Regions from separate parts of the Homo sapiens genome. Here region 1 is linked to region 2. The links are chromatin contacts, found by Hi-C in ENCODE. All regions are on one chromosome and are shown on one strand. The core of a region is the stretch at or near the end of the contact, and the rest is flanking DNA. Distances in the headings are between cores, read along the strand shown. Region 1 overlaps KCNK1 (potassium two pore domain channel subfamily K member 1). Region 2 holds the start of PCNX2 (pecanex 2).

Region 1 (4,520 bases), core at 1,449-3,948, 380 kb after region 2:
GAGTTTATTCCTTAACAAACACTGTGTTGGCATGAGGTGGGGAGGTAAATCACTCGCTACTTGATTTATCCATGTTGAGATCACACTAAGACAGTGTCCTGTTTCTCACACAGGTTACCTGCTACTTGGCCTTATTGCCATGTTGGTAGTTCTGGAAACCTTCTGTGAACTCCATGAGCTGAAAAAATTCAGAAAAATGTTCTATGTGAAGAAGGACAAGGACGAGGATCAGGTGCACATCATAGAGCATGACCAACTGTCCTTCTCCTCGATCACAGACCAGGCAGCTGGCATGAAAGAGGACCAGAAGCAAAATGAGCCTTTTGTGGCCACCCAGTCATCTGCCTGCGTGGATGGCCCTGCAAACCATTGAGCGTAGGATTTGTTGCATTATGCTAGAGCACCAGGGTCAGGGTGCAAGGAAGAGGCTTAAGTATGTTCATTTTTATCAGAATGCAAAAGCGAAAATTATGTCACTTTAAGAAATAGCTACTGTTTGCAATGTCTTATTAAAAAACAACAAAAAAAGACAAATGGAACAAAGAAGCTGTGACCCCAGCAGGATGTCTAATATGTGAGGAAATGAGATGTCCACCTAAAATTCATATGTGACAAAATTATCTCGACCTTACATAGGAGGAGAATACTTGAAGCAGTATGCTGCTGTGGTTAGAAGCAGATTTTATACTTTTAACTGGAAACTTTGGGGTTTGCATTTAGATCATTTAGCTGATGGCTAAATAGCAAAATTTATATTTAGAAGCAAAAAAAAAAAGCATAGAGATGTGTTTTATAAATAGGTTTATGTGTACTGGTTTGCATGTACCCACCCAAAATGATTATTTTTGTAGAATCTAAGTTAAACTTACTATTTATAATGCATAGGTAACCATTAACTATGTACATATAAAGTATAAATATGTTTATATTCTGTACATATGGTTTAGGTCACCAGATCCTAGTGTAGTTCTGAAACTAAGACTATAGATATTTTGTTTCTTTTGATTTCTCTTTATACTAAAGAATCCAGAGTTGCTACAATAAAATAAGGGGAATAATAAACTTGAGAGTGAATAACCATAGTATTCTGCTGCAATAAATGTTTCTACCCTCTTGCGATAGAATGGTGTCAGATGTCTAACATGTTTATAAACATTTTTTTGAATTGAACAGGTTATGAAAAGGATTTATTAAAAGGTTAAGATACTTTGTTTTGAAAGTACATTGTGATTTGCAGCCACCTAGCACTAAAGCATAGAACTTAAACACGAATCCCTAAATGAACAGATTATGTTACATTAATCTGAGAATTTTAAATTTAGAAGCTAAAATAAATAAAAATCACAGCTGGTTGTAATCTTATGCTTTCATATATCAGAAGTGTGCCTCTATGTAGAATATATATACATATGTGTGTGTATATACATATATATATGTATGTATATATATACATATGTATATATATATATATGTGTGTATATATATATATATATATACGTATATATATATATATAGTCCTTCATAGAAAACATAAAGGTCACATTTAGATGACGTACACAGGATACTATTATATTAAGGATTTTAGAAAAGAAAATGAGAAAGCCCCTGTGTGATAATGAATGTCCACTGACCCCCGCAATGGAGCCTTACCTCCCATGGGTGGCTGCCCAGGAGTTGGTGGTTGAGGGGCTGGTAAAAATCAGTGCAAAATCAGCGCCCTCTGATGAGCCAGCCAAGCACTTTGATCGCGGGCCAGTCTCCTGACAGTGGGTCACTCGCTCAGTAACCTTCTACCTTCTGTACCATGTGCTGCCATGAGTAAATTATTACCAACTGCAGGGCAAAGGGAAAGCATCCCCTTACCCTTCGGAAGATTTGCTGAAAAATCAACTCACAAAAAGGCAGATTAATGAGAAAAGGCATACACATTTATTAACTACCATGCACACAGAAAGAATTACAGAGTGATTGTCCAATATCTCAATAGGGGTTCACATGCTTAAATATCTTACTGATTAGAGGACAGGGAGATGGAAAAATATAGGTGATTTTAGAGGGATAGTATATGATTTTTAGAGGAATCCAAGTGTGCTGCCCCGTAAGCATATTTCCTCCCTGCTGACCATGTCCCTGCAATAGAAGACTGCTGTCATGAGGCCAGATCATTGGTTAAGGGTAGAATAGAGAATCCTTGGAGAATAGAGGCATGCATCCTGCCATAACTGGATCTGCAACATTTCCGATGGTCACAAGCCTTGGTGTGGAGCAGAGTCCTGAGATGCTCATCAATATAAATCACAGAAGCTGGATTACACTTGGAGAGTGTTATTCTATTTTATGCAATGCAGGAAAAAATAATGGCTAGTTTGCTACAGCTGCTTGGCTCTAACATGAGAGGGAAGTTCAAAGTCCAGAAAATGAGGAAGTACGTGAAGAAAAACTTCTGAATCAGATGTGATTAATAAGTAATAGAGTGTAGTACTTAATTTTAGGAACTCGTTTGAATCCGCAGAGAACACATTAAACCTTAATGCCCTTCAGATTGTTGTTAATGTGAAGGGCAAAGTAGAAAAGTAGGAGCAAGTTTTGCCTCGGCCCCCACCCTAGCAGGCAGGAAAGTAAGGGAGGATGTCTTCCCCAGGGTTTCTTTTTGTCTTTGGCCGATGATGCTGCCCTTTGGTCCCCAGGGAGAAGCGAGCTTGGTCACCCAGGAGGAGCTCTGGGTCAGCCTCTCAGAGAACAGAAATTCGGCTTGCTGCAGGCATGACAAGGAGGTGGAAGATGAACAGTGTAGCTAAGCCAGAACTGACCTTGGGAACCCTTTAGTTGGAGGCGAGAGAGTGGGAAGTTGGAGGTAAAAGTGACTACTAGAGAATTCTGGGTGATGAGTACAAGCTGAACTCACTTGCTTAGCTTGAGCCTTCAAGATTGAGTTCCTAAGATGCCTGCGGAATGCCCTCAGGGTAGAACAGCAGCAGAAAGCCTTATCATTCCAGGACATGGTCCTGTGCGTGAACTTAAATGTGACACGTGTCTGGTAGGGATGTTGATTTCAAAGTAGCAGATACACTCCACGTGAGGAGAGAACACAGAGTATCTCAGAGTGGGAGTTCCTAAGCTCTCAGAAATCCAAGGGAAGAGAGACCAAGGGGTGGGAGTAGTCTCTAAATGAATCATGTAAAAGATTCCCAGGACAGATAAAGTTTAGCCCAGATCACTCCATTTATGACACTGGTTTCTTTCTATAGTAGTCATGCCACCAAGATATTTTGAAAGTATTTGTTCAAAAGTTGAAGAAGACAAGTGGGAGAAAAAAGAAACATTTTCTGAAGACAGAAATTTGGTCTGACTTCAAAAAAAATCGAGTAATGTTTAGATTACTGACATGGGGTCACTTTTTTTTTTACCTGAGAAAAAAATCACACTCATACTTTCTCCAAACCAGCTTTATGGGCCTTTTGGAAAATGAATGAGGAGATATTTACAAATCTGGAGACCTCAAGATAACGGAAATAGGCAATGCAAAACCTTCTTAACTCTTTAAAGTACACTGACCTCTTACTAAAAACAGCTATTTGTTTCAAAGAAGAAAAGTTTTAAATTGGCAGAAGCACATGTTGGAGAATTAGAACAGTATTATCTGTCTCTTATTCAGAATTCAGTGAGAGCAGAGCCTCCTGATTGTCTGGCATAATACATTTATTTTGGTATTTGTTGTTGTTAAAGCCTCCATGCTGGGAAGAGCTGTGATAAATACTGATATCCTCAATTTAGGAAGGCAGTCCCTTTAGGATGTAGTTTCAGCAATGTATATATGGCAAATTTAGAAACAAAAGTTTCTTAGCAACTTATAGTTGAAATTGAAATGAGACAGTATACCATTTACTTTATTTGACTATGCCAAGTAACTTTTTAAATCTGTCTCTGTAGCATGTTTGAGATTTTCCTATTGTGACTTTTTTTTTTATTTTGCAAGGGTCTTACATTGTGGAAATTTGGTGCATCAAAGCCTTTTGTGTGAGGCAAGATGTAAAATTGCTGAAGTCAATTTTCCTAACATCTCTCTTATCTAATATGTACTGTCAGGCAAACTCAGCTTTTTGGAGTGCAGTAAAGGACCCAGAAGTAAATAAAAATGCTTTTTAAAGTATTTTTCATGCCCTGGTAGGAAAGCACATTTAAAAAGAAGTAAGCCCTCTCTTTGCTTCACTCATGGCATACACATACTTACTTTGCACACAGTTCTAACAAAATTATTACTCTGTTTTTCCAACCCACAGAAAATAAAGGAGAGAGTTGTATTAAAAGGCAAATTTAAGACAAATTAATTCAACAGAGTTTATTTGAAATTAAAGGATTCATGAACTGGACAGCATTCAAAGCCTGAAGAGGTTCAGAGAATTTCACTGTAGCAGCAAGAGGTGTGGGGTTTTATAGGCGGAACATGCAAGCAAAGCAAAGCAATTGCTTGATTGGCTACAGCTACGTATTTGTCTTAATTGAATATGATCTACTGGAAA
Region 2 (4,758 bases), core at 1,455-3,954:
AATATCATCAAAAAGCAAATTAATGAAGGACAATTTCCTACTCACAAACACAAGATCTAAATCAAGCTACTCAATAAAGCATAGTTAGGTAGAAATTAAGGGTTCTGACCATACGTAGACATCAAATCTTAAGTAGAGTTTTATAAAAATGAGCCCATATGCATAGGAAAAAACATCTGCAGGAACACAACATTAAATGCGAATGTGGTGGTTTCTGAGGAGTGGAATTATAGGTGGAAAATATATTGCTTTTATTCTTAGGAAATATTCAAAAAGTATAGTGAGGTAGACTATTTAATGCTAGTTGGAAAAGAAAGAGACACACAAGTTAATTATATATGAGATCAGTGTTACCAAATGCAGAGCACTCTGCTATGTACAAGGAAAAACCAAGATGAATAAACAACATAAAAATCCATGCCCTCAAAAAAGCTTATGATCTAGACATAGAAGTGAAATACATGTTCCAACAACTAAGTACCAGACAGAATTCGAAAAGTACTATTAATGCTAATAGTCTAACTACAGAATGCTGTAAAACTAATAGTAAATACAGAATGGTATAAGGGCAAGGGAGAAGAGAAATTAATTCTAGCTAAATCAGAAAACATAAGGATGGAGAGATTTTAGAAGATGGGGAAGGATTAAAAAGGGCTATCTCTTACTGAGCACTCTCTGTGTGACAGGTACTAAGAAGTACTTTCATCTATTAATTCACTCAGTTCTCATATTCACCCTATAAGGGAGGTACTGTAATTATCCCTGCTTTACAAACAAGGAAGGTGAAGCTTGCTCAAGCTCATATTAGGTCTAGTGAGCAGCAGAACCAGGATTTCACCCTGGTGAGGGCTGTGCTCCTCATGACTTTGCTATGCTGTCCCTCTAGGAAAAGAGAAACCACTGGGGCCCATAGGCTAAGGAAAAATGGGTTAAGAAAAATGGTGCGGAGAATCAGAAAGAAGAAATAAACTTGCATTTATTGCAGGGTTTCCAAGCAGTTTCTGTATTTAATGCTTTTTATATATAATTTTGGTTAATTTTTCTGTGAAGTGGTGATTGTGATGATCACATCCGTTTTAATGATATGAATGCTAAGTTTTAGAAAAGTTCAGTATCAGACCAAACAGCTAATAAGTAGCAGAACAGAATTGTAAACCCAAGGCCTGAGTCCAATCTCAGGTCAAGACAGACCTGTGGCTTTATATGTACTATCTCATTTAATCCCTAAAACAATCTGTAAATCTGGTACTATTACTTTTTCTCATTTTACAGATAAGAAAATGAAAAATGAGATATGGTAAATAACCTCCCCAAGGTCACAGAACTGGTAACCAGTAGACCCAAAATTTAACCTAGGCATCATGACTTCACACCCAGAGTTCTGACCCTTTGGATACACTGCCGGAAAAAGAGTAAAGAGAAACCCAATCACAAATGTCAAACTCGGAATCCATCAGTCATGCAAACTCATTGACGATTTTTGCTGTAAAAAAAATGATCAAATAATGTGTTAGGAATAAAGTCCTCCAACCGACATACCAAAATTAGATTCTTGGCACGTAAAGTTTAATAAGACATGGAACACCTTACCTGTACAGCTTTTCAAAGCAGGTAAACCATTGTTTTAATTACGTATAATTTACCTAAGAAGGCCATCTATGTAGTTCTTCAGCAAGCACTCACTTACCATAACCCCACTAAAATGTCAAGCCCCATCTAAATGTTGTAATACTTTGTTTAGCATAAAGTACATTAGATTTATCCATTATTATATCTTCCTACAGATTTCTATACATAGTGGTGTAGAAATTACAATGTGAGTAACTGATAACTGAACTGCCTTCTCAAAGCAAAACAAGAAAGAAGGTGAGGGGGGAAAAAGGGGACAATAACTGAAATGAGTCTGCTTTTTACATTTCGTTTTTCCTCTTGGCTACAATCTACAGCATTTCACACCAAACATTATCCCAAGCTACCCAGCTCTAAGGCCTAGAGTTACCCACCTACAAAACAGGCTGCACGCTCCCTGCCACAAGCAGAGTGACTCATCCTAACATCCGGCATCAATTCTTAATGAGTCCCCGAGCCCCCGCAGTCCTGTCTACTTCTTTTCTTTTCCAGTGAATCCTCACAGTCCCCTTTCCCTGCATGTTCTCTGTCCCAAATTTCTGAAGCCCCTCCCTTTCCGTCTCTTAAGAATCTCTACGAACCCGAAAGCCCGTGAGGCTGATGGCACGTCTGTGGTTCCTTTCTCCTTCTTCCCTCCATACCCACAGCTCCCCGGGACCGGACCCTCCCCACTCACCAGGTGCAGGGCCAGGGGCAGCAGCAGGAGGAACAGCCACAGGTAGAGGTGGCAGCTGTTGGTGAACTTGCTCTGCTCCGGGTCGTGGTACCAGCCCCCGGTGAGCGCGGCCCACACGCCCTGCCGGAGCAGCTGCAGCACCTGGGACACCATGCCGGCTGCGCCCCGGGGCTGGTGAGCGCCCCGCTGCACCCTGCGCGCCCCGGCCGGATCTCCAGGCTCCCTCAGGTCTAACACCCGGGCCCGCGGGCCGCGCCCCCGCCGTCGCCGCCGCCGTCGCCCCCGCCGCCTCCTTCCACCCCACGTTTGAAGCTGGAGCTGCTCTTCCGCCCGGACCCGCGAACCGCGGCGCCGGAGCCGGCTGCTGCGGCCGGGCAGGTGAGCGCCATGTCCGAGGGAGGAAGGATTTTCCCATCGTGCTCAGAGGCGGCTGCTCAGAGGTTGCTTCCGAGGCTCCTCCCAACGCCCGCCCAGTCCCTCCTTAGCCTTCGCTGGGGGCCAGAAGGATTTCTGTGAGTGCCTCCAGCCTTTTCTTTCTCTCTTTCTCTTTTTCTCTCTTTCTTTCTCTCTCTCTTTTTCCTTCCTCCTCCCTCCCTCTCTCTCTCTTTCTTCCTTCCTTCCTTCCTTTCTCTCTCTCTCTCTCTTTCTTTCTCGCTCTTTTTTTCTTTCTTTCTTTCTTTTTTTTTTTTGCCTCTCCCCTCTTCCCTTCCCCTTCTCTCTGATCCTCCTGTTAGGGGACGTGCAAGGGTGTTCTCATGCAGAAGGCACAGACCCAGGACACGTTCCTTGTCCTTGTCCTTTTTTGCACCCAAGTATTTACCTCATACAAGGTCCTGTCACACAGCACTCAAAGTAATTTCTTCTCCTGAGCACTTCCTGCACGACTTCATTCTCCTTAATTAAGGGCTGACCCCAGACGTTCTATTAATCTAAGCTCTACCTGGTCCTCTGCCACTGATCTTCTGTCCTCCCTGACTGTTTCTCCTCCACTCCCTGTTGTCCAACTTGGTGGAGAAAGAAGATAACCACCTTCCTGATAAAATTTTAGGAGCTTCAGTTAGCCTTAGTTTTTTATCTCTTTCCTAGAACATAATCCCAGGTATTTAACTGGCTATATAGAACATTAGTCTAAATCTCTCTATGCTGTTTAGACAGGAAGACCCACTGGACAAAAAATTAATAATCTTTAAGCTATTATATATTTTATCATTTACAGTGGATACAGTTTAGATTCTCTTTTGAGAGTGGGTTTTGGAAAGGGAAGAGATAAAAAGGAGCTTGTCTTCCTTTGGGATGAGGAGCAGAAGCCCTGTGTGAGCTAGAGCCTTAGGGAGAGACAAAGATTAGAGGGCTCCATGATTCCCAACACGCCTTCCCTGCATCATCCTTACCTGGTCTGTCCCAACACATCACACTCCTCTGACTTGTGTGCCTGCCTGTGTCCTGGCCATGTTCTGGTCTGCAGCAGCACTTACTTATGGCTGCCCTAGTCAGGCCCAGTAAAGGCACACCAGCCTTCCCAGGCTGAAACGAAGATAAGGACAGGCCCATCATGAGGAGAGGGCCCAGGACATGAAAGGCCACTGAGTTACAGCAAAAGCCTCACTATGGTGTGTCTGCCATCAGCTATAACCACTCTTCCTTCTACTTTACATTCATCAGTAGGAATGAATCATCAAAATGGAATATGGCTGCTTTCTGTACTGGAAGAGTAATTTTCTTAAAGACACAGCTTGTAAACAAATGGGCTTTTTTGTATATCTGCTCAAAATGCTTGTAACCTACCAGGTGCTGTATAAGTGTTTAATGGGTTAATCAACCAATCAACTCCACATTAAAGGAGCGCCGTCACGTGCATGGGTATAGGAGGAAAGGTCATGCAACAGTCTGTTCCCACATGGAGGTTGTGTCCTTGTTCACTTGTCCTGATTCATCAAATATTTACTCAACACCTTCTGGGTGTCAAGCATTTTGCAGAAGACTAAGAAAGCAAATGTAAGTCAAATATAGTCCCTACCATGAAGGAGTTAATAAACCACAAGAGGAGGCAGGAAAATCAAAGACTTGCAATAAAATGTGCTGCCTGTTATCATATTGTAGAAATGGACACATATCCAGATATATGGAAGCACTGGGGCACTGTGGAGTGCAGAAGACATGTGTAAGTCTGTGAGGGAGGGGTGGTGTCAATAAGCACCAGGGAACTGGGTCTTAAAGCTAAATATTAGCTCTCAAGGCATGTAAGTGGGAATAGTTCTCCAGGCACATGTATATGTGGAAAGAGGAGCATGGCAATTTGGGGAAAATGTCAGGATAGTCTAACATGTCTGGAAGGTAGGGCTGGGAATGGGAGAAACGGAACAGTAGGAAACTTAATGAGATAAGCAAAGGTCAGTCTCCTGGGCCATACAAAGTTCTTCAGATCTTATCCTAGGCAATGGACAAGAACTGGA

The links. A loop is a pair of places that touch in the nucleus more often than their neighbours do. Pooled maps may share reads with other maps.
Region 1: a map with no recorded cell type shows a loop between it and region 2 (3-fold over the local background). The contact joins the enhancer-like site here to the promoter of PCNX2 in region 2. A Hi-C loop is called at or near these places in 3 of 37 single-sample maps with no recorded cell type and 2 of 50 pooled maps.

The regions. Positions count from the first base shown.
Region 1 is chr1:233,671,158-233,675,677 of GRCh38, forward strand. KCNK1 (potassium two pore domain channel subfamily K member 1) reads left to right here. Exons shown (of 3, transcript NM_002245.4): 3 at 114-1,357. The coding sequence ends at 373. Among named protein-coding and RNA genes, the nearest start is that of MIR4427, 49 kb to the left of the region's middle. Within about 2 kb of position 2,699, at least 4 of the 41 ENCODE cell types and tissues checked have a DNase peak (open chromatin) inside an H3K27ac peak, as active enhancers do.
Region 2 is chr1:233,293,021-233,297,778 of GRCh38, forward strand. It overlaps PCNX2 (pecanex 2), which reads right to left and starts at 2,705. Exons shown (of 34, transcript NM_014801.4): 1 at 2,306-2,705. The coding sequence starts at 2,458. RefSeq lists an enhancer at 2,091-2,140 and a silencer at 2,421-2,800.